Regions from separate parts of the Homo sapiens genome. Here region 1 is linked to region 2. Evidence: chromatin contacts called from ENCODE Hi-C or POLR2A ChIA-PET data. All regions are on one chromosome and are shown on one strand. Each heading gives the region's core, a stretch centred on a gene start or an enhancer-like site at or near the end of the contact. The rest is flanking DNA. Distances are from core to core; before and after follow the strand shown. Region 1 overlaps SOBP (sine oculis binding protein homolog). Region 2 overlaps PDSS2 (decaprenyl diphosphate synthase subunit 2).

Evidence for each region. Hi-C counts contacts between places; a loop is a spot of excess contacts on that map. ChIA-PET counts read pairs that join two places held with the same protein, here RNA polymerase II (POLR2A). Pooled maps may share reads with other maps.
Region 1: a loop to region 2 is called in a map of Calu3, with 2.4 times the contacts of the local background. The contact joins two enhancer-like sites. A Hi-C loop is called at or near these places in 2 of 168 maps with a recorded cell type or tissue (Caco-2 and Calu3) and 1 of 50 pooled maps. POLR2A ChIA-PET finds 5 or more read pairs at or near these places in 3 of 52 experiments (A673, WTC11 and activated B cell).

Annotation. Positions count from the first base shown.
Region 1 is chr6:107,654,752-107,660,861 of GRCh38, forward strand. SOBP (sine oculis binding protein homolog) reads left to right here. Exons shown (of 7, transcript NM_018013.4): 7 at 3,456-6,110. Among named protein-coding and RNA genes, the nearest start is that of SCML4, 170 kb to the right of the region's middle. RefSeq lists enhancers at 2,778-3,355, 3,104-3,153, 3,356-3,932, 3,394-3,583. Within about 2 kb of position 3,505, at least 21 of the 41 ENCODE cell types and tissues checked have a DNase peak (open chromatin) inside an H3K27ac peak, as active enhancers do.
Region 2 is chr6:107,148,216-107,154,269 of GRCh38, forward strand. It overlaps PDSS2 (decaprenyl diphosphate synthase subunit 2), which reads right to left. Exons shown (of 8, transcript NM_020381.4): 8 at 4,347-6,054. Among named protein-coding and RNA genes, the nearest start is that of BEND3, 36 kb to the left of the region's middle. RefSeq lists an enhancer at 873-1,373. Within about 2 kb of position 4,541, at least 2 of the 41 ENCODE cell types and tissues checked have a DNase peak (open chromatin) inside an H3K27ac peak, as active enhancers do.

The sequences.
Region 1 (6,110 bases), core at 2,255-4,754, 510 kb after region 2:
GAACATGGAGGAGGAATCAGGGCTCTGAGGGAGGGTGGCTGAGGAACATGGAGGAGGAATCAGGGCTCTGAGGGGAGGGTGGCTGAGGAACAGTAGAAGAATCAAGGCTCTGGGGGAGGGTGACTGAGGAACATGGAAGAGGAATTGAGGCTCTGAGGGAGGGTGGGTGAGGAACATGGAAGAGGAATCAAGGCTCTGAGGGAGGGTGACTGAGGAACATAGTAGAAGAATCGAGGCTCTGGGGGAGGGTGGCTGAGAAACAGGTCCAAGGTCACATAGCCAGTCAGAGGCATTTGTACTGTAACTCGGGTCTCTGTTTCGCTTATTGTAGTAATTTCCCCTTTGCACAGATGAAGACATTTAGACATGGAGGACAGTTTTTTCGTAAGATTCTTCTGCTTGGCAAGGACAAAACAGAACCAGCTCCAGACTCTGGAACTTCCTGCCATGATCACTTTCTAAAAATCCAAACTTATTTCCTCCCCACTCTGTTGGATTTCATACCTTCCATACCAATAAATATCAGAAAAGTGAAGCCCAAGCTTGGTTCTTCATTTTCATCGATTCCAGAGTCTTTTCCTGTGTCACCAACAAGGGGGCTGCCCTGAACCAGCCAGAGCCAGAAGGACAAATGAGGATGCCTTCAATACCGCCCCCTCCTCAAATGTTATCAGCAGAGAGGGACTTGTACTGCCACCATCTGGCCTTTGTGGGTGTCCCAGACACAGCAAGTATGTGGTGAGAGGGAAGGAAACAGCACAAATTGTCTACTTTACCATTCTCTTAAAATAAGCTTCGTGTGAGCAAGCTTTTCAGAGCAGCAGGACTAGGGCTGCGAAAAATAGAGTGTGGTGCAGCTGCACCCTTCAGAACTTTGGGGGAAAACACATATTATTTACCAGACAATAATAGATACCAGAGAATAATAATGATTATTATAGTGTTTGGGATGGCAAATGCTGTAGTTAAGGTTCCAGAATGGCTCTTATTATAATCCCGTTTTACCGAGTCTCTTGTGAAAGCCTGGAAATTTTCTTTAAGTAGGCTGATGCTGTCCGTGTTTGGTCTTTGTCCAAAGGTGATTTGAATATAAAGAAACTTACTGGAGAAACATTCATTTTTTTAAATAGTGATTGCATTAAAGAAAAAAGCTACATTATTAAAAAAGCAGTTGCAGCATCCCTAAGTAAGCAATTCAAAATGGCGGTGTTTCCCAGTTTACTGGAGGAAAATGTTAAACATTCTCCCTCCTCCCTTTTAAAGAAAGAAGGAGGCCCCCTCTAACTACAAGATTCAGTCACTCTTGGTTCCAGGCCCAGAGGTGGGGATGGCTTCCCTCCCTCCATAGCAACTTCCAGGCTGTGCTTGCTAAATGCAAAAGAATTGTTCCCAGAAGAAGTGACCCCGGTGTCTTTGGATCCACTTGTCATCTCTGCAGCTCCTCAATTTTTGTGGCCTCACATTTGATAGTGGCTCTTGGTGCTTTTATTTTTGTATCCCCTCTCTCCATTGTCACTTATTCTTGAGAAAGAAAGAAAAGAAAGAAAGAAAGAAAGAAAGAAAGAAAGAAAGAAAGAAAGAAAGAAAGAAAGAGAAAGAAAGAAAGAAAGAAAGAAAGTAAGTCAAATGTGAGCTCTTTATTCAGAAATAAATATCCACATTTCCAAATCTGACCATGCCAAATGAAAAGGTTTCCATGGCCTTGTAATTCCACCCCCATTACATATTTGTGGTGTTTTGCATTTTCACTTTGGTTATTTAATATACATATTAAGTACACACAGATCTGGTGATTTAATGTGATTGGGGGAACTCAGGCATTTCCTGTCGTGCACAGTGAAACTTTCAAACCTTGTTTTTGGCTGCTGCTGATTATTGTTGCCATTAACACCAGGATTTAGATAGCAGGGTTCAAAGCACAAGCTTCCACTTAGTCCTCCCAATGGGCATTTGACCTCCTCTTGCTCTTGCTAAATTCATGTTATAAACACTCCAAGCAAGCTTCCAGGTCTCTTTGTGGCTCCATTTCTTCACTATAAAATGAGGAAATGGTACTGTATTATCTCTGGGGTCCCTTCAAGTCCTACATTCTATCACCTCTCTGAAGTTATTTGTTCATTGTTCTAAGAATAATCTCAACAGTTGTAAAGATGTTTACAAGTCCTCTGTCACCACCTCACCTTAGCCAAATTTTACCCATTCACATTTCTGACAGCCTCATTTATTGGCAGGAAGAAAAGGTGCTGTTTTGGGGCATGGCAGAAGAGAGGCGCCTGACCCACTCATGTGATCAAAGTGTGTCGAGCGCCCACAGCGGGCCAGACTCTGAGCTACGAGTTGGGTGTAGAGACACGAGCAAAACAGACAAGCCCCTGACCTCTGGGGCTTTACCATGCAGTTGGCAGACTTCTAAGTGGCTGCTCCCAGAACTGACTGAGTGGCCTCAGGAAGCTCTATTTCAAACCAAGTGACTGGCGGCAAATGAAAGAAGGCTGCAGGTATCAAGAGGCAGAGCCTCATATCTCGGTGAATGTTGGGATGAGCATTCCCCAGAAACTGACTTTCCTGGTGGAAAATCCTGTTCAGAGCCTCTGCCCTGGGACCCCAAGGCTCTTGGTTGATTTATTTTCTTCCAGTCCAGTGCTACTGTTTGTTTTGGATGTGAAGAGATGTGAATGGCTCACCTTTTACAGGCAAGACCCACACACGGAGAAAAGCAAGCATTTCTTCCAGCTTAGTTGCCTTTGTGGGAAACTTCTGAAGATAGGTATATGTGTCCATGGTAATTTTCCACTTGCCAAAAAGTGAATCTATTGGCCCTCTTTTCAGCAAATACCAGAGCTGAGACATGGGGTTACAGGAGTGAGGTCAGGAGCTCCAGGGTCCTCCGTGACCTTGCCTGGCTTTGGAGTGACCTTGGGTGACTCAAAAGACCTCCTGCTGGGGCTGGATGCGGTGGTTCATGCCTGTAATCCCAGCACTTTGGGAGGCTGAGGCAGGAGAATCACTTGAAACTGGGAGGCAGAGATTGCAGTGAGCCAGTTGCACCACTGCACTCCAGCTTGGGCAACAGAGCGAGACCCTGTCTCAAAAAAAAAAAAAAGCCTCCTGCTGGTTAAGCATGCAGTCATGTGGAGGGGGAGGGTTGCTGGGTTGCAAAGGATGCTGTGGTCTTTGGGTGAGGGCGTGGTGTACCCTACTCATTATGGTATTCCAAAAAGCGACTTGAGTTTCATTTCCTCACACAAAGCTGGCAGGGCTGACCTGAGCAGACCGTGAATGAAACTCCTGTTGAAATCACGCTGTGCTGCAGCGGTTCTGGGGCTCATCCTAGGTCTGCCCTGGCGGCTGGAGAGTGTGCTGCTGTCTGACTCATGCCTGGGTTCTCCCCAGCTGGGCGGAGGGAGGGGGATCGGTCCAGTGGATTCTGACAGCCCCTTCTGCTCTTTTTCCAGGAACGTTCACTCACAGGGTACGCTCATGGAGAGAGGGCGCAGAGCAAACCATGTCACGCCATCCAATGACACCAGCTGGTCAGCTCACCACCCCCTCTGGCTAAAACTCAAGCAAATAAAGCCGCTTCCTGTCATTAAGCATCTCAGAGGAAGCAGCCCTCCCTCGATGGCCTCTAGCCCAGAGAAGCCCGCGCATCTTGGACCCACCAAGCAGGCCCAGCCTTCCTGCTGCCACCATCTCTGCTTCTCCCCAGAGGAACTTAGGGATTTCACCCCTGGCTTTTAAAAAAAACGAAATACCGACAAGCCACAAGGACCAATGTAGGTATTCTCCCCGCCCCATCTTCAAGGCTCAGCGACTGAGGCTGGAAGATGATATGGATTGGAACACAAAAAATCTTTTTTTAATCTTTTTAAAAACTGCTGTGGTTTTGCTGCTACACTAAGAATTGTGATTTGCATTGTACGGTTTTGGACCTATATTGTTCACGTTTTGATGGCGGAGAGGGGTGGTCCTGGAGGCCCAATGCTTCAGAGTCATCTCTGTCCTGCCCGGGATGCACTTTTAAATGAAGAGTTAGAATATTTTATTGGCTAATATACTTTTCTTGTTATTTTTACAAAGGCCACCTTTATCCTTTTTGATGCCATATTTTCAGTGTTACACTTTTATGGCTTTTAATTTTCGATTTGACAGATGTAAGAAGCAGCATGAATAGTTTATACTGTGGTTTTTCAGAGACTGAATGCCAAGAGAACTCGGTAAATGTTTATTCTTCTCAGCTTTCTCTTTAAATTCCCCTAAATAGCGCCCCATTTGGGAACAGAGCAAGAGTGTTGAACTGAAGACCAAAATGCCCTCAAGGTGTAAAATAATCCGAGGGGGAATATTTGCTGGGCGTCAGGAAAGACTCAGATGAAATTTCAACCCTGATGGTTTTCGGTGATCCAGGAAGTCAGTGAGACAATCTCTCTATATGCAGAGCCCTTTCATGATAATTAGAATGGTATGGACAAACCAATGAAAACAAGAGGGAAAGTGAGAAAGATCACCCATGATTCTGTTTCACTGTTTGCTTTCTCCTGTCATGGTTAAGAGAAATGTGCAATTCGATCCTCAATCAGTGGGTGGAGGATAACAGGGTAGATTCACTTGTGTGCACTTGTACAGTTGTAGCTGCGAGTCCAGAAGTCCTCTAGAGCATGTGTACTGGCACTGAGTTGGTGAGACAGTTGTGGAGTATCCCATTCTGATGAGTACAGAAAAAAAAAGAAAAAGAAAAGAAGAGAAAAAATTAAGAAAAAAATCAAAAAAGGAAGAAAACTAAAAAAAAAAAAAATCAAATCACCTTGTGATTCAGTGTATCTGTTTACTAACTCAAATAAAGCAATTGTTCCCTCTGGAGGGGTCCAGGTGCCCCCGCCCCACAAGGCCGCGGAGCCTCAGCAGGAGGGGTGGCGAGTTGCGGGTGGGCAGGGCCAGGACGGTGTGGCGCCAGCCTTGAAGCACCACGGCCCAAGGATGCGGTGTACATACTGTATTTCTAGATTCTCCTTTGTACAGAGTCACTTCACAAGTCAAGCTACTGTTTTACAGGTGCTCCTTATTTATTAGAGCTGTGAGAGCTTGGGGGACACACCTGGCGAGCAAGCTCGCTTTTTAAAAATGAAATTTGGGGGCAGGGGAAGGGGAGGCGGGAGGGAGGGGAAGCTCGCAAGCCCGGGGAGAGATTTATAAAAGTAAACAAAAGAAAACCTTCCAGCAACAAATTAAAAAATAATAACAAATCAACCCCAGCACCAAACCCACCCAGGCAGGAAGAAGCCGCCCCTCCTCTGGGGCCATATTTTTCTGCTGGGTCACAACATTCTCCTCTCCCTGACTGGTGTCAGATTCATCAAACAAAAAATAAATCTCGAAGAAAAAAAATGCACTTACATGTGCTTATTTGGCTTTTCTCATTATTATGACTACTGTTTTTTTTTGTTTTTTGTTTTTTGTTTTATTACAGAGGTGTTCATTTTTCTCCCCCTGGGAAACATTTTAAAAAATAGAACTAAGGAGTTTTAAAAGATGGTAAGCTACTGGGATGGCACTGTCTCTTCCTGACCTGCTAGACCACGCTTGTCTGCAGACAAGAGCCCACTCCGTCCGTTCCAGGGCCTGCTTCCTAACCATGCCCATCACTGACAGCACACAGTGCATGGGAAGTGAGTGTTTAGGCTGTAGACCCAGGTGTGGTGTCCCTTCCAAGTGCTCTTCAAGTCCTGATCTTTTTTGGCTCCAAGGGTTCAGGCCTGAGGTTCAAGAAGCACCATCAAATGGAGGCAAACATGCTCCACGGGTTCCACTCACATCCACACACCATCTCACCCCACTGACTAGAGAGACTTTTATTTCAGCCTTATGTGAATGGGGTGGGTCCGTTTGGCTCTTTGATACCTGAGTTAAATATCAGAAAGTTCCTAAGGTGGAAAGTATGCTAATATCTAGTTCTAGTCATTGTAAATCTAGTTCAGTTCTCTTGTTCTACATATGAAAAAACAGAAGCCTAGAAAAGCAACTCGACCTGTTCAGAGTCTCGCACTTAGTTGATTTAGCTTCTCAAAAAAATGAATGTTCATTAAAATCTGAGGCACCACGAGCAGCTCCCT
Region 2 (6,054 bases), core at 3,291-5,790:
GAGTTCGAGACCAGCCTGGTCAACATGGTGAAACACTGTCTCTACTAAAGATTAAAAAAAATTAGCCAGGCGTGGTAGCACATGCCTGTAATCCCAGCTACTCGGGTGGCTGAGGCAGGGGAATCTCTTGAACCCAGGAGACAGAGGTTGCCGTGAGCCGAGATCGCACCATTGCACTCCAGCCTGGGCAACAAGAGCGAAACTCTGTTTCAGAAAAAAAAAAAAAAAAAGGTAAATTTATATGTACATTTTCCCAAATTAAAAAAAGATATCATAAGAAAACTCAAAAAACAAAAACCACAAGCTCCCAAGCCTGCTTGTTTATTTTATTTATTTATTTTTTTGAGACAGAGTCTCGCTTTGTCACCCAGGCTGGAGTGCAGTGGCACGATCTCACCTCACTGCAACCTCCACCTCTGGGTTCAAGCGATTCTCCTGCCTCAGCCTCCCAAGTAGCTGGGACTACAGGCATGCGCCACCACGCCTGGTAATTGTTGTATTTTTAGTAGAGACGGGGTTTCACCATGTTGGCCAGGTGGATCTCAAACTCCTGACCCCAGGCGATCCGCCCGCCTTGGCCTCCCAAAGTGCTGGGATTACAGGCATGAGCCATCGCGCCCGGCCTAAAACCTGCTTATTTAAAAACACCTTTAGTATAGCCATTTGTCAAATTTTGAAAGGAGATCATTGAGGATTATTCAGGTTACTTTCTGGTTACTGGAGTTCAATGTGACCAGAAAAAAGTCCTATATCTTTTTGGAACATTTTGCATTAATGTATACGTCTTTTAGCCCAAGTTTGTAGGTGTCACCCACATCTTGGGCCATAGAATAATATTGTCATAGGTAAGATAAAGTTACAAACACTGGAGAATGAAACCCTGGACCAGGCAAACAATGTCACTGATCATTTATTTTTAGGTGTGACTGGATAGCCACATTATATAAGCAAGATAACCCAAGAGAATTTGGTGTTATCAAGTAAAATATACAAGGTTGGCCGGGCATGGTGGCTTTGGGAGGCCGAGGCTGGCGGATCATGAGGTCAGGAGATCGAGACCATCCTGGCTAACACGGAGAAACCCCGTCTCTATTAAACAAAATACAAAAAATTAGCCATGCCTCAGCCTCCCTGTAGTCCCAGCTACTTGGGAGGCTGAGGCAGGAGAATGGCGTGAACCCGGAAGGTGGAGCTTGCAGTGAGCCGAGATCGCACCACTGCACTCCAGCCTGGGGTTTCGCCGTGTTAGCCAGGATGGTCTTGATCTCCTGACCTCATGATCGGCTCATCTCGGCCTCCCAAAGTGCTGGGATTGCAGGCGTGAGCCACCGCGCCCGGCTGTTCTTTTTTTTTTTTTTGAGAGGAGTCTCGCTCTTTAGCCCAGGCTGGAGTGCAGTGGTGCGATCTCTGCTCACTGCAACCTCTGCCTCCTGGGTTCCAGCGAGTCTCCTTCCTCAGCCTCCCGAGTAGCCTGCCACGCCACTCTGCCTGGATAATTTTTTAAATTTTTAGTAGAGACCGGGTTTCACCATATTGGCCGGGCTGGTCTTGATCTCCTGACCTCGTGATCCACCTGCCTCGGCCTCCCAAAGTGCTGGGATTACAGGTGTGAGCCACCGCGCCCGGCCTGATATTGTTCTTATGTCAGAGAACAATTTTTCTTAGTTGGAGAATTTAAAAGAAGAGGACTTAGTGGGCCAGGAAACTGCTTTGTCAAACTGTTTCTGGGGAGACAGAATTGAAATGTTTAGAAAAGTATGGCTCTAGGGGTGGGAATAAAAAAGAGTAGTCAGAGAAGAGAAGAAGACTCTGAACTGGCCGGGCACGGTGGCTCACGCCTGTAATGCCAGCCCTTTGGGAGGCCGAGGCAGGCAGATCGCCTGAGGTCAGGAGTTTGAGACCAGCCTGGCCAACGTGGTGAACCCCATCTCTACTAAAAATGCAAAAGTTAGCTGGGCGTGGTGGCAGGTGCCTGTAATCCCAGCTACTTGGGAGGCAGAGGTAGGAGAATTGCTTGAACCCAGGAAACGGAGCTTGCAGTAAGCTGAGATTGTGCCACTGCACTCCAGCCTGGGCGACAGAGCAAGACTCCATCTCAAAAGGGAAAAAAAAGAAGACTCTGAACTGAGGTGGTCACGGGCACCCAGGGGCAGGCTGCAACATGAAATGCTACAGCAAGTTCAGGGCAGAGTGCAGGGCCACTGCTAGAGCTGCTCACAAATTCCAGTGAAGACACCAGCAGTGAATTTTTTTTTTGTTTTTTTGAGATGGAGTTTTGTCCTTGTTGCCTAGGCTATAGTGCAATGGCCTGATCTCGGCTTACTGCAACCTCTGCCTCCCAGGTTCCAGCCATTCTCCTGCCTCAGCCTCCCAAGTAGCTGGGATTACAGGTATAAGCCACCATGCCTGGCTAATTTTGTATTTTCAGTAGAGATGAGGTTTCACCATGTTGGTCAGGTTGGTCTCGAACTCCTGACCTCAGGTGATCCGCCTGCCTCAGTTTCCCAAAGTGCTGGGATGACAGGCGTGAGCCACCATACCCGGCAGCTGTGAACTTTTAAGAATCCATCTCAGTAGAGCAGCGCAGCAAGAGGCCTGATGCATTTGTTCAGCAAGTATTCTTTGAGTACCTAAAGTGTGGTGCTGATCTAGATAATGGGGACCTGCTAGTGAATGACCGATTGTAGGAGGTAAGGAGTTAGTAGACTGTAAGAAGGTTTGCTGGTAAAGCTGGGGGAAGAAATGGAGGTGGAAGGATAAACAGGGTGAAGTAAGAAGTTTTATTTTAGGTACAAGGAGAGCTGAACACACTCACAGCCAGCAGAAGAGACACTGAAGATTCAAGAATAGAGACATGAAGGAGACAGGAGGCAACAGGCTTGAAATCGTTGGAAAAAAATGTTGTTTTTTTCTTTTTAAAAGCCAAAAAAAAAGAAAGAGGCACTACTGGGAGACCCTCAGGTGGGAGGTGCGGTGGGAGGACAAGCCAGTCAATCAGAGGTAATTTTCTCTGCCAGCTTCTGCATCTGTAAATAGGGGGATAACACCTACTCCCAAGAGTGTTTGTGGGGGTTAAAACAAGTGAGTATATTCAAGGCCCCTAGCAGAGTGCCTGGGACATGGAAGCCTGCATTAATGTAGCCTTTAGTATACTTTTTTTTTTTGAGATGAAGTTGCACTCCTGTTGCCCAGGCTAGAGAGCAATGGCACAATCTTGGCTCATCACAACCTCTGCCTCCCGGGTTCAAGAGATTCTCCTGCCTCAGCCTCCAGAGTAGCTGGGATTACAGGCGTGCGCCACCATGCCCAGCTAATTTTGTATTTTTAGTAGAGACGAGGTTTCTCCATGTTGTTCAGGCTGGCCTCAAACTCCCGACCTCAGGTGATGTGCCTGCCTCAGCCTCCCAAAGTGCTGGGATTACAGGCATGAGCCACCGCACCTGGCCAAGTATACTTAACAAAGAAGAAATGAACAGGGAGGAGAGTTCATGGGCCTGGAGTGAGTAGTGAGTGAGGTTTGCAGGAGCCAGCTGACAATTTGGGGGGTGCTAGGCAGAGGAAAGCAGGACAATTGCTAATGAATGAATTCTTCCCTCTAGCAGGTAACTGGGGATGGGGAAAGCTGGAGAGGGGCCAAGGACACATTCTAGAGCCATTAATTCTACTTACTGCCTCCATTAGCCACACCCAGGCAGCAGCAGGCTGAGAGGTGTGATTGAGGAATGTTTCAGTGCCCCAAATTTCTCCTTAGAGATTGTCTGAAACTATAAGAACTTCATATGTGCTAAGAAATAAATATCCCTGAAGAAGGGGCAGGGAGAAAGGCTATTGGTCTTGTATTTTGGAGTGAACTAGCCAACTTGTTATGTTCTGTAAAAGCCTGCCGTGATGCTGAGGAAGTGAGAATTCTGCTAAGTGGGGCCTGAGGAAGGAGGCCAGCCACCCCTGTGGGGGAGGCAGAGCTCTGTCACTCAGCAGGCAGCAGGGGGCTACTGCTCCCAGGGATCCAGGTTCCAGGGAGTCAGGATGGCAAGGTACAGGAGATGGGATAAAGGACACGAGAGCAGCTGGGAAGATGACAGGGAGGTAGGAAAGGTCCCGAAGAAAGCAGCAAGGCAGGTGTTGAGACAGAAAAGTCCAGGGTTACATGTCACATAGGAGAGCTGGAATCCTTTAGGTCATGCAGAGGCAGCTTGGCAGGAAGCTTGCCATTAAGCTCTCTCCATTCCTTCAGGGCCTCTCTTTGGGTTTCACCTTCCCTCCTCCCTGAACCTCACACAGCATCTTTGCTATTTAGACAGTCAAGAATAGTAAACTTTCAGAAAATAAAACAAACCTGGAAAGAATTTCATAATTATCTTGTTTAATCTCTTTTTTTTTTTCACACTTGACTTTCAGGTCAACTTTTGAATCTCATTGTACAGATGAGAAAATTGAGGCTCAGAAGGAAGTGACTTGTGCAAGGTCATACAGCAAACCAGATGCTAACGCAGAATAAGAGGCGCCCTAGGATCCTGCCTGGTGCCCTGCAGTGCCCGACCATCTGCTTAGTAAAACCTACTGCTTGCTGAAGTTCCTGCACATCCAACCAGCACACCTAACGCAAAGTATGACTTCTTTGTGGAAGTTAATGATTAAAACCTAGTCTGATCTAAAGCATCTTATCCATGGTTACTAATTAAGCCAATTTCAGTGACAGAAAGCATTTCAAACAGAACAGTGTTCTCTTAAGCTAAATCTATAGGCCTCAAATTATGGTGGCATAAACTGTACAATTATGATATTTTGAGTACACTTAAAATATTTTATAATACAATACATTAACCTCTGTAGCTTTACATTTTCTCTTCATTGCATGCCACATGTTGGGCCCTGATAAAATGGTTTTATAACTTTTGGGGGAGGGCTTTAACTAAAATAACTTCATGTAGTGTTTGAGCGAACTAGGTAATAAAATCTGTTTGCTGTATTCGCTGTCTCCAGATAGGGCTGTAATTACACCACATGAGGAAGAAAGGTAGCTGAGTTTCAATCTAGATCATTTATGTAAACTCAGCCTTCTTGTCAACGGTGTTCTCAAATTGCATGAGTGCAAACCTCAAAAATCATCTCCTATGAACCACACAGAGACAGTGTCCGATTGCAGGCCTGTGAGATTGCTTATATTCTTTCTGTAATTGGATGTCTGTGGTTCAAGACCAAAATTTGACATTCTGAGGTTAAAAGAACACTCTCACCAATGAATTCCCTAGTACAAAAATTCTGTTTCTGAAACTCGTAAAAATTAAAGTATGCCTTAAACCAAAGTATTACAAATGAATACATTTCACTTGAAAAAAAGCTCCTTTTTCCTTAAAGAAAAAAAAAATTTGGTTCTTTGAAATGTGTTTGAATAAAAAAACTGATCTTCAGGAAAGAAAAACAGACTATTCCTAATATAACCAATTTAACATTTGATAACATTTTAATCTCCTACTTCAAGTATTTGGCAACTTTTCGGCAATTTCTCCAAAAAGACATTATAAAAACCATAAAGCACAAAGTATATTCATACTGCATTATAAATCCAGAGACATGAGGCCAGGTGCAGTGGCTCAAGCCTCTAATCCCAGCACTTTGGGAGGCCGAGGCAGGCGGATCACCTGAGGTCAGGAGTTCGAGACTAGCCTGACCAACATAGTGAAACCCCATCTCTACTAAAAATACAAAATTAGCCAGGCGTGGTGGCAGGTGCCTGTAATTCCAGCTACTCGGGAGGCTGAGGCAGGAGAATCACTTGAACCCAGGAGGCGGAGGTTGCAGTGAGTCAAAACTGCACCATTGCACTCCAGCCTGGGCAACAAGAGCAAAACTACATCTAAAAAAAAAATAATAATAATCCAGAGACATAATTACAAGCCAACAAATAAAACATATTTTTCTCAATCCATTGAACTACTCTCCATTATGACAAATTGGTCACTAGTTTTTGATTAGACAATCCTCCCTGGTTGGTATTGAGAGCATTTCTCTTGACACCTGCAGCTTCCAACTTGCTTTGTCCTCTCTAGCAGG